Linked DNA regions of Homo sapiens: all the other regions are linked to region 3. Evidence: chromatin contacts called from ENCODE Hi-C data. All regions are on one chromosome and are shown on one strand. Each heading gives the region's core, a stretch centred on a gene start or an enhancer-like site at or near the end of the contact. The rest is flanking DNA. Distances are from core to core; before and after follow the strand shown.

Region 1 (3,447 bases), core at 484-2,983, 1.7 Mb before region 3:
GAAATGTAGTGTCTGGTGGAGACACAGGAAGAATGCAGGACACTTTAGTGCATACAAAACTTAGAGAAGTTTCAAATTATGTTAAAAGTAAATGCCAAGCATGCACATACTCATCACCCCATCTCCAGCCTTATTTCTAACTGTTTTTCTGGCTTACTGCACAGCATTCACATTGGCCTCCTTTCTACTAATTCAGACTCACCAAACTGTCTCTGGCTGCAGAGCCTTGGCACTTGCTCTTACTTCTGCCCAGAATCTTCTCCCCAACCCCCCCAACCCCAATATTTGCTTGGCTTTCTACCTCATTTATCTAGACCTCTGTTTAAACATAACTTCCTCAAAGAGGCCTTCTTCAATCAACTTATCTAAAATATAAAATAATGTTCAACTCTCATCTGCATACTTCGTCCTTCTGCTCTTTTTCTTCATAGCGCTCTTCCCTACATGACATTATACAATTGTATATGATTGTAAATGTACTATCTCCCCCACTAGAGCAACTGTAATGAGGTTCCATGAGTGCATTCGTTTTACTCACTGACGTATGTCTGATAAGTAGAACAGAGCCTGGAACAAACAAAGCCTTCAGTAAGAGTTTATTTCATGATGAATGAGTGAAATGCAGTAATTAAGATGAAAAGAAAAAAAATCACAAGAGGTCCAAGTTTAAGTCACAATTCCTAGAACATGCCTATCATTTCACCCAAAAACTCTGCTTAAGGCTCTCATTCTGGCTGCATCTCCTCAAGGGGAAGGGAATTAAGGGAAGTTTGCTACTGCCAAGGAAGGGACTTGGGATACTTTCCTGGATGATAGTGGTAAGAATGCTGTTTTCTCCACAATTACTTCGTTAATAAGAGACATGTCCAATTCCAGACTTCACAGGGTTCCTTCTCCAGCTGAGCTCCAAGTGGAGCTTTGAGAGAAAAACAGAAGGGTGATGGCTAGAAGACTCAGGCTTCCAAAGTATTCCTCTCCTGAGTATCAGCTACCAGGTGAATTTCACAATGAGGATGACAACTTGGAAGGGGCAAGAGTCACGTGCCTGAGGGGAAAGGTCACCAGGGTGCAATCTCTGTTAATCCTTCTCTATACCCAGCTTCCCGATGCGGCCTGTACAGAAACAAGCACGCAGGCACTTAAGAGGACAGTGGTTTCACCGTGTCCCTCCCGGCGGCGCTCCCCACCTTTCCTTCCTCCCCACACGCCCCTCCCAGGCTGCAGGCTTAGCAGCCGACTTCCGCTGATCCCGGCTGGAGGGAGCCTGGAATCCAATTACTCTTCCCTAGGGAGCGCAATCCACCCGTCTGGCCGCAAAGAGCGGAGCCGGGGTCCGAGAGCCGCACAGGCCGGCCCTGCTCCGCCCGCCCCCACTTCCCGCCACCCCTGCCTCGGGCTCGGCAGCCCGGGCGGGGCGAGCAGAGCCGCGTAGAGGTGCGCGGCACTGCCGCCGGAACTATTTGTCCTTCCGCGCGCGGCCCGGCCCGGCGGGGCGAGAGGTTCGCGGCGCTGCATCCCGGGCGCCGACGTCAGCCGGGCTGAGTGGCAGGAGATTAGCCAAGGGCTTCCCCCGCCGCGCGTCCGGGCCAATCGGCTCCGCGGGCGGTGCTCCAGGGACGCGCACACGCACTTTCCAGAATCCACGCCTCCCAGCAACAGCCTCCAGCACCGCGACGCTGCCCTTCCGGCCCGCTTTCTTCGTCCGGCCTGCTACGGCTGCGGGCTTGGACCCTGGCCTCTAGTCTCCTGCGTGCTGCTCCCTAAAGTGACAGGGAAACGGGGCAAGAGGTCCAAGGGTTCCGTAGGAGAAAGAGTATCTGTGGCTCTCCCACCGTCCCGGCTTCCCTAACGGACTAGGGAGTGAAGCTCTGGAGATGGATCTTTGGGAGGAAAAAACTGGACCTCTCTTCGGGTTCTTTAGAGTTTAGGTGGAGAACTCTTTCAGTACCATTGAGTGTTCTCTAGTAAGAGGATCTTACACTGTTGGGTTTCTCACTTGCTTTAAAATTGTGGTCAGAGTACTTCATAAATCCTTTCCTTTCTGCATCTGGGGGAAGGAAAAAAAATGCAACACTCTCTTTACACATTGTCAGACTTTCGAGGCCGCAACGCAACTGACATACATGCTAGAAGGAGAAAGTGCTATATTATGCCTTGTGTCCTCTTTTGAATCACATTCTCCTGAGATGTGGCTGACCCTTAGGCCCATGGTGTTCCTGAATGTGATTGACATGCGTAGTTAGCAAGCTAGTGAGAGAGAACCAGGAAAATTGCTATCAAAACAATTACATACAGGGACATCAGAACAAACGCTTGAGACCACTGGGGAATGAGGGACCATCCCAGTTCTGCCACGGATGCCTTCGGGGATGGTGGCCAAGTCAGATCTTTGTGTCTTGTTTCTTCGTAGCAGATTGAATAGAACTATCTTCACCACACTCACTATTTCAAAGTGTGTTATAAACATTTCACTTAAGGTGAAAATGTTGAAGGTTTTATTTTGGGTGGAGGGAAGGTGGTGCCATTGAAAGGCACTCTCTGAAGGGAAGATTCTGTAAAAGGAAGCCATTTTATCTGCCTACAATTTGGTCATTTCAAAGAAATTCAATGTATATGTGTTAAGACTAATTTATATGCTGAGTTGTGTGCTATGTGGTCTTCATAAGAGTTATAATCTAGTAAACCCAGCTAACTCCTGCATTCTCAAACGGTTTCCCATGCCTGTGCCAGTTTCCATCCCTAAATTCTCGGCAGTTTCATTCCCTATTTCTGCTCAAAGGCTACAAACCATTGCTAGTTACAGGTACAGAACGGTGCTGCGGTGGGAGCTCCCCACTTGAGTCTAAACTGTGGCTGGAGTTCAGACGTGTGGATGTATCTGTGGAACTGATAGGGCAAGGCTCTAGAAGCCAATTGACTGGAGCGATTGAGGAGCCTCCTGGGACAGAACAAATCTTTGAGGAAGAAGGAGCCAGACACACTGAGCTTGAGCTAGGAACAAAGATAAAGTCTTGGGAAGGGAGGGGTCCTTTTGCATTCAGCCTTGTGTCCTGGCCCTTGTCTGAATCCAGTAGGAGTTGGGGAGGGGGAAGAAGATGGAAGGAGGCTATAAGTGAAAACTGAAATATCTGTTTCAAACTTTTTAACTTCCAGATTTCACATTCATAACACATGCCCTCACTTCTTCCTTTAGTAGAAAAAAAAAGGTATGAACAAAAGTGCAAACAACAGGAAACCTGACTAGAGGTGGAAATTTGAAAAATATGGAATTTATTATCCCATAAAATAAGAAGTTTGGAGAAAGGTGGTTCCACTATTGGTTGGTCAAATAACTTAGGGAAGTTGTCCGAGATTGAAGTGGGATTCTTCTTTCTGCTCTGCCATCTTCACATGATGGTAATTTCTCCTGTCATGTCCCTTCATGGCTATACGATGGCGTCTGCTTGT
Region 2 (3,430 bases), core at 393-2,892, 1.2 Mb before region 3:
ACACTCTCAAATAACTGAACAAATAAACCTAATCCAGGTATTTAATACTATATGGTTAATGATAATGAAAATAACCGTTTTGATTGAGGCATAGCTGATAAAGAACTATATATAGAAAACAGATTAATTTGCTTAAGTACACTTTTGAACTGGGATAATCGGCCCATTTCATCAGAGAGAAGAAGATATGATTATCTTCCTACTTGCTGTGGTAAATTGGTCTGTGTATAGTTCACCTAAACACAGTACCTTTCAGTTTTAATTTCAAATATGCTTATAGATCATATGTAGATCATACGATAACTCTAGTTTAACCCTCTGATACAAACTGCCAACTATTTCCAAATTTTAATCTAGTTATTTTATATTAAAACGGAAGGGAGTTGTTAAAAGGCACTTTTTTATAAGGGTATGTATGATGGCAAATAAAACAGACATCGCCTCTGCCCTTGGAACTTACAGTCCAGTGGAGACAGACAAAAAGGAAATTCACAAATGAATTTATTGTAACAAATTATGCTAATTAGAAAGAAAAATCACTGAGACAATGAAAAAGACCAACAAGGGAGCCTACTTAGCATGGTCAAGGAAGGCCACTCACATTACAGGTTGAAGGCGTGTGTGACTGTCTCTTTCCTGAGATAGAAAGAAAACCTGGAAGAGTTTTTGGAACTAAAAGGCCAGTGAAGCTGGAGAGTTTTAGGGGGAAAAGGGGAAGAGGGAATAAGATCAAATAGAGGAGGCAGGAGGAGCCACATCGATCAGAGCTTTTGAAATGCAACAGGAAACTACTGTAGAATTTTAAGCAAAGGCATGGTAGATCAAATTAAAAGATTACACTGGCTGCTGTGTGAAAACTTGGGGATGAGGAGTAGAATGGGCCAAGAATGAAAGCACCGTTGTCAGGATAGTTGTAATTACACTGAGAACAGATAAGAAAAGGAATATTTGAACGAGAATGGTAATTCTGATTGCAGTGGGAAGCATCCTTTCAATTTAGAAACCAACCTAAAGGAAATTTACACAAGGTAAACTCTATGAACTTGATATTAAGCGAAATAACCTAAACTATCAAGTGAACTAACTATTCGTGGCAATTCCTGCTACCCAAATAACTTCCAACAGTATCTTGCTGTTTACTTGGGCTACGTTTTAAATTAAACAACATGCTTACTTGGGCTAAATTTTCGCCCACTTCAAATATCTTCTAATACGCAGGCGAACTACTCAGATCAAAGACAAAGAAAGGATAAACGGCAGGTGAACGAGATGACGAGAAGGGAATGCTGCAGAGTGAGTGGTCCCGAAGATCCAGCCAGTCTCCAGAAAAAAGTACTTGTAAGCAGCCTCATTCAGATGAAAGAAAGAAGGAAAAGTTCAACCGCCGAATTTCTTACTTATATTCTTCCTCCAAGGCGAGGAGGTCGGGTCCAGGTGTAGAGGGTTGCTGAACGGGTGGCGGGAACGGAGTCCCTGGAACGCTGCTTCTCTGTAAAAGAGCCACAGACTTTCAGACCCGAAGTTAAAGGAAGTTAGGCGTCCTAGTCGCCGGAACCCAGACGCTCCCCAGGAGCCTGGAGTTGAACTGACCGTGAGACACAGACTTCGCCCCGCCATCTTCGGCGACTGCGACGCGGTTACCGAGGCAACGACGCATCTTCCCGCGAGAGTTTCCACATCCCGGTTGCCTCCCGCCCGGGCGCCTACGCCTTCCCACTCTCAGGTTCTGTGCTGCGAGCGGCGCGAGCCTCTGGCAGCGGGCTCGGCCTTTGCTCGCAGCACTCGGCGCTGTCCCAGGAACCCAGGAAGGCTTCCTAACTGCAAATTCGACTTAGTTAGTGCAAATTCTCAACTTGTGGGGGTTGAAAGAGTTTCAGCCAAAACAGGCAGGTCCTTTGCCGCTACTCTATAGAAAGCAAGCTGGTGAGGCAATCCCTCCCTGTTGTGCTTTTCAAACCGTTAGTGGCTAATCCGACCTTCACCCCGTTTGCTTAAAGTGAGCTCTTCAGTGGAATTCAGAAGTTTTGATTTCTAATTTTTGTTTACAGCATGCATGGCTAAGACTCAGGCTCTCAAGTTAGTCAACCTAAATTATTATCCTGGCACTGCCACTTACCAGTTATATGGCCTTGGGCAAATCACTCTGTATATCGGCCACTTCATTTGTCAAATGGAAGTGAGAATAGTGCCCACTTCACAGTTATTATGAGAAGCAAATGAATTCGTGCTTAGGATCATGCCTGAAACACGTAAGCGGTTAACAATTTCAATTGTTTTGGAATAAAATTGACATCCAAAAATAAACCGTGATATGATGTATGGTCATCTGATCTTTAGAAAGGGTGCAAGACCATTCAATGGGAAAATAATTGTCTTCAACAGATGGGGAGACAACTGGATATCCAAATGCAATTAGACCCTTAACTTCACACCATATACAAAAATTAAAATGTATCAAAGACCTAAACTTAGGAGCTAAAACTCTAAAGCTCTTCAAAGAAACTGTTGGTGTAAATCTTTATGACCTTGAATTACAATTCTGAGAATCCTTGATGGATTCTTAGATATGACACCAAAAGCAGTAGCAAAAAAAAAAAAAAAGAAAAGAAAAAAGAGGCTGGGCACAGAGGCTCATGCCTGTAATCCAAGCACTTTGGGAGGCCAAGGCGGGTGGATCACCTGAGGTTGGGAGTTCAAGACCAGCCTGACCAATATGGAGAAACCCCGCCACTCCTAAAAAAAAAAAATTAGCCGGGTGTGGTGGCTCATGCCTGTAATCCCAGCTACTGGGGAGGCTGAAGCAGGAGAATCGCTTGAACCTGGGAGGCAGAGGTTGCGGTGAGCTGAGATTGCACCATTGCGCTCCAACCTGGTCAACAAGAGCGAAATTCCATCTCAAGAAAAAAACAAAAAAAAGGAAAAAAAAATAGATAAACTAGACATTATCAAAACTAAAAACCTTTAGTTTCAAAAGATACCATAAATAAAGTAACAAGACCACAGGAAGAGGGGAAATTCTTGCAAATTATATATCTGATAAATAACTTGTGTCTGGACTATATAAAGAAGTATTAAAATTCAAAAATAGGTAGGTGCAGTGGCTCATGCCTGTAATATGAGCACTTTGGAGGCTAAGTCAGGAGGATCACTTGAGCCCAGGAGTTCCAGACCAGCCAAGGCAACACAGCAAGACTCCATCTCTACAAAAAAAAAAAAAGGAAATAGATAAATAAAAATTAGCTGGGTCCAGTGGTACATGCCTGTAGTCCCAACTACTAGGAGACTGAGGTGGGAGGATCACTTGAGCCAGGGAGATCAAGGCTGCAAAGAGCCATGGTCACACCACTGCACTCTAGCCTGGGTCACAGAGTGAGACCCTGTCTCAAAAAAAAAAAGAAAAACAATTTAAAAAAATTTTTAAAAAAGACAA
Region 3 (3,272 bases), core at 367-2,866:
CTTATGTCATTTATACTTAAATTCCAGACGAGTTGAAAATTCAAATGCAAAAAAATGAAACTACAAAACATAAGAGAAAACATTTTGAAAAACAATTTTGGAGTGAGAAGTGCAGTTTAAAGGAAAGTACCAAATCCAAAATCATAAAAAAATTGGATAAATCTGAATATATAAACAACATATTTCTGCATGGAAAAATACCATGAGCAAAGCTTAAAACATTGATAGGGAAATAATTTCTAAATGCATGTCAGCAAAGGACTAACCTTAACGTGTAAAGTGCTGTTGAAAATCAACGAAAGAATAGAAAACTGCGTAGGACCTGAACAGGCAATTCACAGAAAAAAGCTGAAAAACATTGTGAAAGATTCTTAACATCATTTGTAATTAAATTCAAGTTGAAATAATAATAAGATAAATTTTCATCTCAGGTTGGCAAAGATCACTTTTCACAGCGGGGTAGTGAAACAGACATCTTATTTGTTGATGCTGAGTGTTAATTGGTAAAAACTTTTGGAAGGCAATTTAGTATTATCTGCCAAATTTTAAAACTATTTATCTATATCCAGCTCCTCTGATCCAGCAGTTCTACATAAACCCTCTCCTGAAAAAGCGTACCAACAGATACTTATTATATCAAAAGATAAGAATGCCCATCGATTAGTGACCAATTAAAATACTTTCATACAATGGCATATATATATGAAAAAGAATGTTAAATACCCTTTTACAGTAAAATATGTATCAAATGCCTATTATGTGCCAGGGACTGTTCTAGATACTGGGATGTAGTTGTAAACCAAACGAACTGAAATCCCTGCCCCTCATGGAGCTCACATTCCAATGAAGGGATACAAGGTAACAGCAAGATGCAGAAAAGAGTAAATAGCATATTAACTAGTATTATAAAGAAGAGGACGTAGAGACAGGCAAACACACAAATATACATGTTTGCCTATGCACAGAAAAGCTCTGGCAGGTAATAAATGGAACTGTTTTGCCCCTGGGGAGGAAGACCGCAGGTCTAGGGAGGGAGTCGTAGTTTCCGGCGAAAATATTTGTTTACTACATATGCATATTAATTAAAATGGGGGGGAGGCGGATAACACGATTTTATATTTAAAAAAATTGCTGGTAAAGTCCTTGGAGCATCAGCAACTCAACCGTTTTCATTGCAATGTTCGAAGCAACGCTGGATTGCAGGGTCTTCGCCGCTTACACCCTGCAAATCACTGTGGGACGAGAATCGAGGGCTGGTCTAGGGCAGGCAGTAGACAAATGAGTTAAGAGAGTGCTCTCGAGAGCACTCCGAGGCAAAGCACAAACCAAAGATACATAATACTTGCATAAATGCCGACACACAGAGAGAAAAAACTAGGCGCTGTGAGAGCAAGTTCACAAGGTGGCGCAGAACCACATTTCCCCAAAGTAACAGCGAACAGGTCTAGTCTGCAGCTCTGCGCCTGCGTCAAACGGCAGCGCATTTGACCACACGGCCGCCGGAGGCACAGTCGTGTTCGCATCTGGTCTAACAGACCCGCGAGAACGAAGGACGCTTGCCTTTTTCCGGTCGGGGAAGGGGGAAGAAGGTAACTTCCGGTGACGGGGTTGCATCACTTCCTCTCAAGCTTGGCGTTTGTTTGGTGGGGTTACACGCGGGTTCAACATGCGTATCGAAAAGTGTTATTTCTGTTCGGGGCCCATCTATCCTGGACACGGCATGATGTTCGTCCGCAACGATTGCAAGGTAAGGCGGTCGACACCAGTTCTTGCTTCAGCCTAGCTCCCGCGGTTCCTGGGCGCGGCGGCTCGGTGCTGGGTGCTTCTGCGTCTGCCGTGTTTGGCCCGGGTTCCTCCCGTTGTTCCCCTGGGAGGGTGGCTTAACTGGGCCTCCGTTCTCAACGTTCCGCTTCGGGGGTTTCTCCTTGCCCGTCTTCCGAGCGGCGCTGGCCACCACGCCACCCTTGGGTGGCGTTGGCAGCGAGGAACTTCAGGAGCGATCCCAGCTAGCGCCTACCAGGAATCTTGGATGTCTGTGAGGGCTGTTTGGCCACTCATGTACTTGGGCCAAATTCTTGAATCCAGTAAACTTTGTTGAGTGTATACCCTGTCAGGCATTACACTAAGGTCCATACTAAAGTGTAGAGGTTGATGGAAGTGTTCCGTATTGCTTAATGGTAGAGTTATGTATTAAGTTACTGCAGGTGAGTTGGGGAGGGTCCTGTACGGAAAGACTCAGCATAGAGGTGATATTTATCTTGGATCCTGAATTTTGCGGAAGAAAGCGGAGGGGGCCTTCTAAGTGGAAGGAAAGTGAACATTTTGAGAAAAGGCAGAGAACGGAGCAAATACATTTGTTTGAGGAAGTGACTGGATTGTAAATGATGATAGAGCCTTGGGCGTAGGGCTACAAGTATAATAAGTCTGTAAACGTAAATAATAAATATGAGTCCTAGTTGTGAAAGACGTTTTGAATGGTACATGAATTTGTCCTGTCATTACAGAATGAATCCCGTTCCTCTCTTTCTCAGAGAAACACATTGTTTCTCAGAATTTGATCTCTTACGTTTGCTTCTGAATTACTGGGCGTTTACAGATTCCTGGTTTTCACCAGATCTATTGAGTTGGAATCTTTGGGGGAGGGGAAGAGGGTCTAAGAATCTGTATATTAAGGTGAATTTGACGTGCTAAATAATTACAAGTCTGACTTCTTCACCTTATATCTCTGTAACAGATCAAAGATATTGACCTCATTAATTAGATCCAAGGGATTCAGCTGAAAGTGACGGACCAAAGCCATGTTTGATAACGTAAAAGAACCTAGAAGATTTTGAATACTTGCTCTCAGGAACATGATAAGAAGTTTATAAAAATGAACCAAAAGATTGCCAGGTTGGGGTCTAATTCAGAGTAGGCAGTATGGTTTTATACATGATGTCGTTACGATTTTGTGATTTTCGTCCAGGATGCTTGTCGGCTGGATATTGGAATTAGAACAACAGATCGTGAGAACTGTCAAGACCTGGGTATTGATTTGGTAGACACAGTGGAAGTTAAGTTGATGAAGAATAAGGACAGTGTTGAGTTGGTTGGGAGTCACCAGTGGATCCAGAAGAGAGTTGTTGGAGGAAATAAAAGATAGAGGGCCTGAAGCACTAACAAAGAACAAGTATCTCATCTTTTTTTATGCTTGATTTCCAAACCTAAATCTCCTGAGCTCCAAATCTGAATTTTCCATTGGATGTACCTAACAGTAGGTACAGTGGGCCTAC

What was found. A loop is a pair of places that touch in the nucleus more often than their neighbours do. Pooled maps may share reads with other maps.
Region 1: a pooled map shows a loop between it and region 3 (4-fold over the local background). The contact joins the promoter of LINC03065 here to the promoter of RSL24D1 in region 3. A Hi-C loop is called at or near these places in 5 of 50 pooled maps.
Region 2: a loop to region 3 is called in a map with no recorded cell type, with 9 times the contacts of the local background. The contact joins the promoter of TEX9 here to the promoter of RSL24D1 in region 3. A Hi-C loop is called at or near these places in 2 of 37 single-sample maps with no recorded cell type and 7 of 50 pooled maps.

What each region holds. Positions count from the first base shown.
Region 1 is chr15:56,885,354-56,888,800 of GRCh38, reverse strand. It overlaps LINC03065 (long intergenic non-protein coding RNA 3065), which reads right to left and starts at 1,733. Exons shown (of 2, transcript NR_183870.1): 1 at 1,631-1,733; 2 at 580-1,045. It overlaps TCF12-DT (TCF12 divergent transcript), which reads left to right. Exons shown (of 4, transcript NR_015419.2): 4 at 877-2,631. RefSeq lists a silencer at 1,260-1,689 and an enhancer at 1,810-1,899.
Region 2 is chr15:56,363,638-56,367,067 of GRCh38, reverse strand. TEX9 (testis expressed 9) reads right to left here and starts at 1,642. Exons shown (of 12, transcript NM_001395496.1): 1 at 1,591-1,642; 2 at 1,398-1,489. The coding sequence starts at 1,617. RefSeq lists enhancers at 1,349-1,398, 1,939-1,988, 1,999-2,178.
Region 3 is chr15:55,195,285-55,198,556 of GRCh38, reverse strand. RSL24D1 (ribosomal L24 domain containing 1) reads left to right here and starts at 1,616. Exons shown (of 6, transcript NM_016304.3): 1 at 1,616-1,747. The coding sequence starts at 1,667. RefSeq lists enhancers at 1,652-1,811, 1,605-2,496.